2 separate regions of the Homo sapiens genome follow, and region 2 is linked to region 1. Evidence: chromatin contacts called from ENCODE Hi-C or POLR2A ChIA-PET data. All regions are on one chromosome and are shown on one strand. The core of a region is the stretch at or near the end of the contact, and the rest is flanking DNA. Distances in the headings are between cores, read along the strand shown. Region 1 holds the start of FBXO3 (F-box protein 3). Region 2 overlaps KIAA1549L (KIAA1549 like).

What was found. A loop is a pair of places that touch in the nucleus more often than their neighbours do. ChIA-PET counts read pairs that join two places held with the same protein, here RNA polymerase II (POLR2A). Pooled maps may share reads with other maps.
Region 2: a loop to region 1 is called in a pooled map, with 2.1 times the contacts of the local background. The contact joins the enhancer-like site here to the promoter of FBXO3 in region 1. A Hi-C loop is called at or near these places in 1 of 50 pooled maps. POLR2A ChIA-PET finds 5 or more read pairs at or near these places in 2 of 52 experiments (IMR-90 and OCI-LY7).

What each region holds. Positions count from the first base shown.
Region 1 is chr11:33,771,281-33,777,455 of GRCh38, forward strand. It overlaps FBXO3 (F-box protein 3), which reads right to left and starts at 3,240. Exons shown (of 11, transcript NM_012175.4): 1 at 3,114-3,240. The coding sequence starts at 3,217. FBXO3-DT (FBXO3 divergent transcript) reads left to right here and starts at 3,419. Exons shown (of 3, transcript NR_120550.1): 1 at 3,419-3,471; 2 at 3,974-4,083; 3 at 4,168-4,390. RefSeq lists silencers at 1,083-1,377, 2,703-2,772, 3,233-3,332 and an enhancer at 2,254-2,754.
Region 2 is chr11:33,653,645-33,659,819 of GRCh38, forward strand. KIAA1549L (KIAA1549 like) reads left to right here. Exons shown (of 21, transcript NM_012194.3): 18 at 2,368-2,465; 19 at 5,106-5,254. It overlaps LOC105376617 (a long non-coding RNA gene), which reads right to left. Exons shown (of 4, transcript XR_007062647.1): 3 at 1,637-1,801; 4 at 629-1,387. Among named protein-coding and RNA genes, the nearest start is that of C11orf91, 44 kb to the right of the region's middle. RefSeq lists enhancers at 1,513-2,712, 2,829-2,918. Within about 2 kb of position 2,792, at least 3 of the 41 ENCODE cell types and tissues checked have a DNase peak (open chromatin) inside an H3K27ac peak, as active enhancers do.

The DNA.
Region 1 (6,175 bases), core at 1,990-4,489:
TTACTTAAAGGAAAAAAGTATTGCCACAAAAACCACGTTTTCATTAAAGCAACTACTGGAAAGTCCACCTATAGAGGGTGCCTGAATCGTAACAGTTCTGACTCAATAGTCATGGCTACACAAGCTATCAGCTGCCCCAAAACATCGAATGTTAGAAGCAAATAACTTTCTTACTATATAAAGATTTCTAACACAACAGTGTTGCAATCCTGTAAATTCTACCCTACATAATTAATTTGTAAAAAGAATGAACCTAAGATTAGGACTCTATCCTTTCCAGAGAGAAATTACAAGTTATATTAATTGAAAGTAGGTATTCAAAGATCTCACTTGGGCAATAGCTATCAACAGAATCTTAAATCACATCAGGTTTGTCAAGGCCATGACTAAGGTGTGTTAAAAACCATCTATAGTAAACAAAATTGCCTTTGTTTGATTTTCAGATTTTACAGAAACATCATCCTCATCCTTTTCTGCCAAGCTCAGGAGATGCCCAAATTAACTTTTGTAAACATAGGAATCCCTCCAGTTTTGTGCATTCAGTTTCCATACCCTCTTCTTGATTCCTGTCCCTCCACTGCCCTAGGAGCTAAATGACATAAAAGAATCTGGAATATGCATGAAAGATGAATTCAATGCACATCGAGAGTGAAAACTACTGTTCTAGAGATTCTGATCCAGTCGGTTTGGACTGAGATCTGTACCTCAGGCATCTGTATGTTTAAAAAGTGCCACAGGCCATTCTGATGCACAGGTCATTCTGACGCACAGTGTGGCATTTATTCACTCCATTTCAGAATAAATCACTCTGAAATGGAGAGGGTATCAGATCATCTCAATTCAAACTAGGCAACTGATGCTACATGATTCCAGTGTACTAATCCAATCCAACCCAATCCAGTTCAGCAAATAATACCAAAAACTTCAGAGCTTATCACTAGACTAGACCCTTGACAAAATTGGGCTGTATGGTGCAGGAAAAAAGCTGCAATACACTGGATACTTTTCTGTAGATAAAATTCAAATGGTATTCAACTCAATTTATTTCCACAGACATTTACAGAGGGATCATGTCACTTCTGTTTAAAATTGTGATTACTACCTAAAGCATTTAAAGTAAACTCTTACTTCCTCACCTTGGTTCCCAAGGTCCTGCATGATCTCACCACCCTCATCTCATCACTGTCTGTGAGTCACTCCCTACCTCCAGCAACGCCAGCCTTCTGTATCTTCCACCAGGCCATGCTGTTGAACAGTACCGTTCAGCAGTCCCGTCAATCTCTGAACATACTTTTCCCTCTGCCAGAACTGCATATGCCCTGCTTCATATATGGCAGCTCCTTCCGATTTGATCACTTCTCACTTCCTATTCCTTAACAGAGCAATCTATTTCCTTCACAGCACTTAGTACCTCTTGCAATTATGCGCTTGCCCACTGGACTGTAAGCTCCATAAGAGTTGCCTTATCTGCGTTGTTCACTACTGTACCCTCAACACTTAACAGACTGGCACATAGCAAGCCCTCGGGGAAAAAAAAATCTTTGAATAGGAAGATAAGCAAGGCAGCCCTTACAATCAAGAAGCACGCCATCTACCTGACATGGCAAATCAATTCTGCAGGAAGAAGGTAGAGAGGGCATCTTCTCCACCTTGCCAAGTTGAGAAGAGGTAGGCAAGGCATTCCAGGCAAGGTCGAGAGCTTGAGCCACAGGAAAAAAAAAAAAAAAGAAAGTGCAAGTGTGTTGTATGCTGGCAGAGGTCTGATTTGGTTAGAATGGATGGTGCAAATGTGATAGTGGTGGAGAAATAAGTCCTGGAGGACCTTAGATATACAAGCCAGATGATAAGAGCTTTCAATGCCCCAGAAGTTTAGGTTATAGTCTATAAACATAGGGGTGTCACAGGTTTTAAGGAGAATGACAACCAGATGTGTCTTGGAAAGATTACTCTGGCAGCAATCAAAAGTTGGAGACTGTTAGTTAAATTGTAAGTATTTTCTAGAAAAATAAAATTGCTAGCAGGTACAGGTAGCGACCAGTACAGGTAGTGACCAAAAACTTGAGGTATCTCTCTATCACCACTTAGCTAGGCCAACAACTATCTGTAGCTCCAAGAAATCTGTATTTATAAAAAGACCTCTAATAACACAGGGCACAATCATCAAATGGCTAGAATCTAATGGTTAATCCAAACACAAAACAAATCTCGCCCACCTATCCTAAGAGGGCGACTTTGCATCCTCTGCAAATATATACGGTAGCACAGGAAACTCACAGCCATGCCACCCCCTGTCAAGGGTGTAAACAATCCTGACAGCTGGGGGGCGGGCTGGCAGCGCCATTTCTTCCACCACCCCAGACAGTCCCAAGTTCTGAAGAAACTGGGCATTGAACCACCCTTATCAGCAACCGGTGTTTATTTCTGGAACAGATGCTAGTAATGTGGGAAACCCAAGGTGTCCAGGAGAAAAGATAGTCACCGGTATGGCATCACCGGAAGTCAGTACCAAAACATAAAATCCAACATCGAACCGTAAGGAGCAATGCTGACAGCAAAACAATTCTCACGCACTGAAGTCCGAAAGTGAGCCCGGACAGCGATTCTGGCGCTGGGGAAGTCGCGCCAGGGGAGTAAGGGGTTGCCTATCTTCTCCTCTCGCTCACCCACCTGCCCACCCCGGCGCCAGACTCCGCAGGCCCCGGACCCAGCAGAGAAGAGCGCCTGGCCGGGACAGGGGCTTTTACACAGCAGCAGGGACTGACCCCAACCGGGCGGGCACCTGCGGGGCCAGCGGGGGTCCGCGGAGCGCGGCGGTGCGGCACGAGGGCCACTACCTCCTTCTCTTGCAAGTGGGCCTCACCGAGGCCTGGGAGAGAGATATCTCGTCGCTTCTCATACCTGGGCCCAGGACAGGAGGAAGACTCAGGGCGAGGCCCTTTCCGCCCCCGTCTCGCCCCGGTCCCCGGTGGCTCCGCAGGATGAGGGCGGCCCTGGCGTCACCTTCTGGTGTCGCGGAAGCTCGGGTCCTGTCAGCGGCCCCGACCCCCTTTCCCCCTGCCTCACCGCCTCCTCTCCCCATGCCCCCACCCCTGCCATGCGTGTCGTCCCATTACTTGATTAGATCCCGATAGTCCAAAAAGGATAAGATGAGGAGCAGGGGATCGGTGGGCAGCGACTCTAGGGTCAGCGGCGCCGTCTCGGTCTCCATGGCCGCCATCTTGCCTGGCCCGGTGCAGGTCTGGCCCCGCCCTGGCCCCGCCCCTGCCCCGCCCCCACCAGCGCCCGAACCGCCCCCAGCCGCTCTCACAGGTTTGTTATGTAACCGCCGGGCCAGCCCCGCCCTCAGGGTGGGCTGAGGTGCGGCTCCCTGGAGACCCCGCCCGCTAGCCGGGAGCCAGCGGCGCAGTGCGAGTTCAGCCCGCTTTCTTCGCGCTCCGCGTCAAATCTCTCCAGCTCTGTTCTCGCATCCCGGTTCGTAAACTTGCCCAGCCCGGGACCCTTTTGTTGCCAAATCTGCCTCGGTCTGCCCAACTCCTCCTGCGAAATTTTACACTCAGTATGCAGGAAGCCTCGCTCAAAATCTGACACTCCTCCACGCCCTTGGTCCCCAAATCCATTCCTTCTCTTTGTTTTCCAACCCGAGAACCCCTCGTTTTCCCCGCTCAGCCTTCCCCACCCCGCTTGTCCCCCGCACACAGCAGGGCCGCTCCGAGACTTGTCCACTCAGCAAGAGCAGAGCTGAGAATCAGCCAGGGACGCCAGCTGAAGGCCCTTCTCCCAAATTAAGGAAATAATTGTTGAGGGCTTAACTTCACGCCCCTCCCCGCCTTCCTAAGTAAAATGTGTACAAGGAGTGAGTCTGAGTCTCAGCCGCTGTCCCTTAATTTGGTTATCATGGCTATTTTCAGCCTATTAGGGCAATGCAAAGGGTACAGTGTGGATTTTTTCCAGCTTTAAAATTTATTTTGGCCAGGGTTTAGATCCCGCAGAGTTAAGTATCCCGCGTGTGAAGGGATGAACTGAGACTCCCAGAGGGCATAACTGATGGAGGCACGAAGATGTCTGCTCTTCAGCTTTGCCAAGGTGATATTAAAATGAGAGTGGGGGAAGTATAATGGGTCCATACATCACTTGCCTGATTTCTTCTTTTCCATTGCTTTTCCAAAGGTAGTATGGTGTAAGGGGCTTTGGGGAATCCAGACAGACCTGGACTTCACACGCCCGTCATTTATTTCACTACTAGTGAAATGCTGGCGTAGTTACGCCTAAGTTCTCTGAGACTGTCCCTCATCTCTAAAACCACCCCTCCTCTGGTGAACTAAGGATGGCGATAACGCTTTATGTAAAGTGCCTGGCCAGATACTCAATAAATGTTAATTTTCCAAGCTTATACATGCATCAGTCACTAAGTTCTCCAAACATTTCCATATCCTGGAGAAAGTTTCTCTCAATTATTTGGAAGAGTGGAAGTGATATGCCCCGCCCCAAAAAAATCCATTTCCTCCATTCTTCATACCATTAATGCCTTCTATTTATGGTTTTGCTTAATAGTTATAACCCCTGCCACCCAGCCAACAAAACAGAACAACAGCAACAAAAAACTCTGCCTACATCTCTGTGCTTCCAAATTGTTTATGCATATGCTTAGAAGAACATTTATTGAATTGGATTTCAAGTACTTGTTCTGTGTCTCTCTCGTCAAACTGTAAACTCTCAGTCTGACTCATCTTTCTAATTTCAGGGCTTAGCAAGTTATTCAACAACTAGAAAGTTTAAATTCAGGTTGAATGGATGAATGAAGACAGAATAATCATTTCTGTTTACAAGGGAACCATACCTTTTTACATAGACAAATGCTTGTAAAGGTATTTGATCCTGATTTATGTTTGTCTCCATTTTCTACTTCAGATGGGCCACCTGTTTTAAATCCAAAAGCTGGTAGGAGTTTCAGGTACACTGCATTTGCTTCTGCTGTCCTATTGCACTTGGACTTGGTGCAGCTATGACCTAATGCAGAAGACAAAGTATGAAGCTACCAAACTGTCAGGGCCAGAACTAAGGTGAGGCAAGAAAGCTACTTGCTTGGGGCACAAATTTAAGAAGAGGTGCCAAAAAACTGAATAATCAAATAAATAACATTTTAATGCAATATTTTTAAAAATAAAAATTAATGCAAAAAAAATTCACAGTGAACAAAATACCAAACTCTTAAACAAAAACAGGATCCCACAGTGCCATGTAAGCCATATTAGAGCCTGATGCAAAAAGAAAAAACAATGCGCAGCACTAAATACATGCTTTTTATGGTTTTGTTAGTTTGTTTTTTGAAACGGGGTTTCTCTGCTGTTGCCCAGGCTGGAGTGCAGTGACATGCTTTCGGCTCACTACAACTTCTGCCTCCTGGGCTCAAGCCAATTTCCTACCTCAGCCTCCTGAGTAGCTGAGACTATAGCTACACCACAACACCCAGCTAATTTTTGTATTTTTAGTAGAGACAGGGTTTCACCATGTTGGTCAGGCTGGTCTTGAACTCCTGACCTCAAGTGACCCACCTGCCTCAGCCTCCCAAAGTGCTGGGATTATAGGCATGAGCCACCGCGTCTGGCCAGGTGGAAGACTTGCTTCTCCCATGTGGCTGGGCTTACAGCTTCTGCCATGCGCTCTCAGCACCTCTTTTCCAGGCTGCTAAGCCCTGCCACTTCCTACCTTGCAAAGTGCCATCAGGTTGCCATCCCCTGCTGCACTAGCCCAGGCCCCTCTGGAGAGGTGGCTTTGGCTCAGGCTCCACTTTTCTCCCCAGCATGGTATGAGGCATGTGGTAGAGGTTGGGGGAGCAATGCAGGTAGGCAGGACCCAGGAGAGCCCTTTCCTGGGCTGGGGCTTCCTATTGCCCTTCCCCCACCCCCTGCCACCCTGCCCCCAATACTGGCTGGAAAAGGGGTAGGTAGGAAGAGAGAGTCCAGAATTTGGCTATTCACATCCCCAGGGCTAAGCTTGGGTGGAAGAAACAGTCCCTCCAAGTTTGCTCATTGTTTTGGAAGCTGGTTTCTAAAGAGTTTCACTAAAATAGTATTTGCTTATCATTTTAATTTCTATGGTAGATCAGAAAGCAGAAGGTTTTAAGGCCAGGCGTGATAGCTCACGCCTGTAATCCCAACACCTTGGGAGGCCAAGG
Region 2 (6,175 bases), core at 1,542-4,041, 120 kb before region 1:
GCCATTGCTTCTTCAAATACTGCCTTGTCTTTGTTTTCCTTCTTCTCTCCTTTGGGACTTCGGTTAGCTGCATGTTAGACCTGCTCATTCCATCCTCTGTGTCTTGTATTTCTCTTTTATATTTTCTATCTTCTCGGCCCATTGTGCATCATTCTTAGTAATTTCCCCAATTCCATTTTCTAGTTTATTAATTCTCTATTTGTGATTAATCTATTATTTACTTCCTCTACACTGAATGTTTTTATTTTAATAATCATGTTTCACTTCTGAAAGTTCTATTCTTTTTCAAATCTGCTGGATCATTTCTAATAGTATCTGTCTGGTCAATTATTATTATTATTATTTTTAGACGGAGTCTTGCTCTGTCATCCAGGCTGGAGTGCAGTGGCGTGATCTCGGCCCACTGCAACCCCCAACTTCTGGATTCAAGCAATTCTCCTGCCTCAGCCTCCCGAGTAGCTGGGATTACAGGTGCGTGCCACCACGCCCAGCTAATTTTTTGTATTTTTAGTAGAGACGGGGTTTCACCATGTTAGCCAGGATGGTTTCGATCTTCTGACATCGTGATCTGCCCGCCTCAGCCTCCCAAAGTGCTGGGATTACAGGCGTGAGCCACCACACCCAGCCTGGTCAACTATTTCTTAAAAACATTTTTTACGTTGTTATTTTTTGTCTTGTGTCTGGAAGTTCCAAACTCTAAAGTCCTTAAAGGTCTGAATCTTGTTTGTTTTTTCTACTCTTTTTAACTTCACTTTTCTGGTGTGTTCATGGTCTTAGATCATGAGCTCCACTTGCTTCATCTTAATCGGTGCTAATCCTGAGAGACTGCTTTAGGGATACTTTTCTCCAACAAGGATTTACAATTGCTTCTGCCTGAGCTGGGATCATTGCCATCCATCCTCCCTCCCTAGAAGGGACCAATGCTAGCCTCCTTTTGTGTTGGAGGTGAGTGCCTCAGGTTCAGCCACCTCACCTCGTTCTGTTCCAAGGCTTGATCTCTTCATCAACTGTCAATATGGCGTTTGTTTTCCAGGCCACTTCGCCATTCGTATTTGCTTACCTTCAGTATTTTCACCTCTGGTTTCAGCTCATGGTTTTGTTTTAGTTTGCTGAGGTGTGGGGTAGGGGAATAGTCCCTTGGGATTTCCCTGACATCTTGCAGTTTCACACTGCATTAAAAAGTAGGTTTAATCCTGGACCTCGTCGTTATTGAGTGGGTTGGCCCTTATGAAGATGTAGTCTGCCATCATGCTGGAGGGAGAAGACTTCATTATTCAGTTGAAAGAATCCTGTTTGTGGATCCCCTGTGCTGCTGTTTTTTGTCCTGATGCCTTCAGGTTTAAAATCCTGTCATCCTCCTCCTTGAGAGATCTGATGGGCAGAATACCTGAAGAAAGAAACGGATGAGAACCGCAAGTGAAGCTTTGTCTTCACAGAGAGCATTTCTAGATTTTCTCTTGCTAAAGGAGGTTGTGGCCTGGCTCTTTCTAATCCTGTCTGTCTCTGTCTGTTTTGCTTTTATCCCCTCACATGTTGATAAAAGTCTTCACTTTTCTGGTGACAGTTCTAGTCTTTTATCTTTGAATAGTGCTTTATAGATTGCAAAAGACATACACACACACACACACAGACTTACCTGATCTTCTCAGCAGCCCTCTGAGCAAGCATTGTTGTCCCCATTTCAGAAGAGGTCCAGAAAGGTCACCTGAGTTGCTGAAGGACCTAAAGTTTGCTCATCAGGACCTTCACACATACGTCCTCACTCCAAATCCATTGCTTTTCTCCACTAAACCTGCTCTCCCTTGAGAGAAAGTAAAACACAATCAATGATTCATCCATTTAATCATCTAATATTTATTGATAACCTGTTATATACCAGGCACTGTTCCAGGTATAAGGATATCTCTGACAACAAAGCCCTTGCCCTTATTACACTCTAGTTGGTGGCAGATCGTAAATAAACAAGCAACCATATAAAGTCAGAGAGTGATCGTTGCCATGATGAAAAATAGATAAATGGGGCTCTAGGGGAGTCTGGGGCTGGATGAATGAAATGAAGCGTGAAGCCCTGGGAAGAATGGTGAGGAAAGCACCCAGGTGGAAGAAAAGCCCAAGGTGAGACAGAACTTGGCGTGTTCTGAGAATGGTTGGAGGGCCCTGTAAGTACAGTGGCCCCAGCGAGAGTGGTGGGAGGTGCAGTAGAAGAGATGGCTGGAAACATGTGAGGGAAGATCTTAGAAAAAAGTCTGAGTAAGGAGGCAGAGTCTGACCCTTGGAAGTTTGCTTCCTCCTCAAACAAGAGGAACCTGTGTGCTGATCGACCCTGGGTGTTAACAACTCTCCCTGTATTGCTTGTCTCTTTCACAGGCTTACAGGTTTTCCCAGCTTCCTGAGATGGTCATGGGCTCACCGCCTCCACCCGTACCTCCCCGGACTGGTCCTGTGGCTGTCGCTTCTCTCAGGCGGTAACACGTTCCTTTCTTTGTTTTGTTTGGAATATTTGGAAAAGGGTCAGTCCTATGTACCCTGACCTGACAACAGCACCGGCAAATTTCCTTCATGCTCCACCCCATCCAGGGTGTGTCACCTGTACAGACAACCATGCGCCTGTGGCATCCCAAGTACCATGAATGAACAGATCACGGTGCTTTTGTGCTTTTTAACCAGAAAGTTCTTGAGAATCCACAGTTGAAGAAGCCCAAGGTCAACTGCCCCATACCTGGAAAGCCTCAGACCGTGACCTTGAACATCTAAAAATGACTCCAGCTCAGGCTACCACAACAGCTGCTACCAAAAGTCCCTTGGTTATTTAAGGGTGGTGTCTGAGAAGCCAGGGAGGGGCAGGCATGTCTGGGCATCCACCCCAACTCTTGACTTCCAAGAGGGAGAGATTGAAAATGTATGAAGTCAGATATCTCAATTGCAACACATATGTTAAGCATGTTCTTTGCTTTAGGAAAATCTAACGAGGGCATGTTTTTAATAAGGATGGACAAGAAGAACAAAAGCCCTGAGCACTGGGAAAGGCTAGAACTGTGCCCTGGGGTACATGTGGACCACTGCCCTGGCCTTCCTACTCCAGCTTCCCCCAACATACAAATCACATCCTATCTGTGAACCATGGGTCTGGGCTTTGTGAATGGGGAAGAAAAATAGGAGTTTCCCTCGGAATAGGAGGGACCCCGCTCTCATTGCCAGTGGTTTAGAATGCGGAGGGGCGTAGACGTCACTTCTTGCCACCAGCCGAGCCTGGGTGGAAAGCAGCAGACCCTGACCTGCTGTGCAGCCCCAGCAGTTGGCCTTGCCCCTCCAGCCCCTGTTTCTCTATCTGTAACATGAGCACAGGGGCCTAGATGATCTCAAAAGCTCCAGGGTTCCCCAGAAAGGGGTCTCAGAATTGCTTATCGAGCATAACTCAGAAATTTTCCCAGGAAGGGTTTTCTGAACAAGTAGCAGATGCCTGGAACAGTGTGTGGGAAGCCAGGGCTGTGGGAACAAGCAAGCAGAGAGGGAGGAAGGGAGACCCCACCCTGATGAACGGTCACATCATACAGCCTCCACATTGGACCTTCCTAGGAGAGTAGCAACGGGCTTCTTGGTTACTCCTGAGAGTCCTGGATTGGAGGGGCCTCATACCAGCAATTTGTGGGAGGTTTGCTGAAGGCCAGCATCAATTTCTTATTTCTTCTTTCAACCACCTGTCTCCTCCCAGGCCCCTCCACGCCATTTGCTATCTTGCCACATATCGGGGGTGGGGGGTGCACTGCCCTTCATATAAACTCAGGATTAGACCAGGAAGGAACCTTTGAGATGAGTTTGTCTACCCCTGTCATTGTATAGATGAGGAAACAGGCTTGGAAAGGGAACGTAGGCTGGGCATGGTGGCTCATGCCTGTAATCCCAGCACTTTGGGAGGCTGAGGCGGGTGGATCATTTGAGGCCAGGAGTTTGAGACCAGCCTGGACAATATGGTGAAACCCCGTCTACACTAAAAATACAAAAATTAGGTGGGCGTACTGGCATGCACCTATAATCCCGGCTACTTGGGAGGCTAAGGTGGGAGAATCGCTTGAACCCAGGAGGCAGAGGTTGCAGTGAGCCGAGGTGGTGCCACTGCACTCCAGCCTGGGTGACAGAGTGAGACCTTGTCTCAAAACAAAAAAATAAAAATAATGAAAGGGAAGGTAGCTGGAACCCAGACCTCTGCCTCCCATGTTCTCCCTTGCCGTGGCTGTCATTTGCTCTGTGACAGCCACTGCTTAGCTCAGAGGGTGGCCCTGTGGGGGGCCAGGCCTGCTGCAGCTGTCTTTGCCTCTCTCCCATTGGGCTAATTTTAGGGGAGCCTGAAGTCCCTCTGTGAAACTGCCTCAGGCAAGGGTTGATGCTTGTGAAGGAAAATGGTCTGTGGCTGAAGGACCCTTTGGAAAAACCAGGAGATGCCCACGTCTACAGAGCCTAGGCTGCCCTCTTCTTACACGGCTTTCTGAGCACTAAGTGGAAATAGGATGTGTTAAATGGGCTTGATTCTCTGATTGCCCGGGGAACAAAAAAAAGTTCTGTTAGAATGTCCACTGCTCCCTGGAGCAGCCCGAGCTTCCAAGTCTTGGGCTTGGTGCTTCCTGCCAGTTAGGAATAGGGAATGTGGCTCCCCAGCTGTCCCGGGTCCCCTTTCTGGTGTCGGTGAGAAGGGAGCAACCAGGCACTCCAGAGAGAGCCTTCCCACTGGCTGCTGATGATGTCATCACCCCCTGGGTCGACCATCCCCAGCTAATACCCAAGGCTAATTGCTTTTCTTATTTTATGTGGAAATTAAATGTTCTACCACCCAGAGACATGAGAGCCACCCTTAGGGGAGAACTGACCTTGAACGTCTAAAAATGATTTCAGCTGAGGCCACCATGACAGCTGCTACAAGTCTGGGTGCCTCCTGCCCTGCTGGTGTTCCTAGAAGTCCGTTTGTTATCTGGGAATAAATCCAGTCCTGGGGACCTCATGAGGCTTGGAGGCAGCTGTCCATGCCCAAAGGTGACGGGGCGCACTCCTCCTGCTCGGGACGCCGCCTGAGGTCTGGGACAGTGCTAACGCAGTCCCTCTGCCCCATCTAGATCCACCTCAGACATCGGCAGCAAGACCAGAATGGCCGAGTCTACAGGGCCCGAGCCGGCCCAGCTGCACGACAGCGCCTCCTTCACGCAGATGTCCAGAGGCCCTGTGTCCGTGACGCAGTTGGATCAGTCGGCTTTAAATTACTCAGGTGGGCAAGAGAAAAGCCCGAGTGTGCCCCCCACCACTGCTGCTGTGCCCTGTCCTCCCTCAAATCCCCAGTTCCAATCTCCTTTCTACCTACCACCCTCAGGAATCACAGCCACTGCATTTCTGGATCCCCTCATAACTTCAGGAGCCCCAACTAAAAGAGCTGCTGATTTTCTTTCTTTTAAAGATCTGAAATTGGGCAAAATCCCAAGTTATGCTAAAGTCAGCATGTATGTTAACATTTTGCCAGACTTCAGTTCAATTTTTTTGGTTTTGTCTTTAAAGCATTCCAGATACAGCCATCCACCCCCATTTCATTCCCCTTCTCTCAAAAGGTGATCCCGGGCTTCAGGTGATAGGTTTTAATCCTTTGCCACATATGTATGTTTATATAACAGTATATATTAATGTTTAATGTATTTGAAATTTACATAAATGATATCATGGCATACATTTCCTTTTGTACTTTCTCTATTTAACAGTGTTTTAAAAAATTTCTCCAGGTTGCTATACACATACTATATAGATCTAGTTCATTCATTTAAACTGCCATGTGGTATTCTATGATAAGCCACAGTTTAGACTTTTCCCTATTGATGGACATAATGGTAGTTTCCAGTTTTTTGCTATAACAAACAATGCTGAAATGAACATTGAGGTTTGTACATGACGTAATTGGTTTCTTAGTTTATCCAAACCATACCTTTTAGGCTAAAACTGCAAGCACTCAGTTGCCAGCACTTAGTAAAGCATTCATGGTGTCTAGAAATTCCACCAGTGAAGTCCATTTCTTTTGGTTCTTTTTCTTGGCGCTTTAAAAATACACACTCTCCTGGGAGGAAAACACCTGACCACCAAGGTGTTATTTCCTCTTGCTGGCAGGTCAGGGGTGTTGGGATGGGGATGGGGGAGTTGGACCACC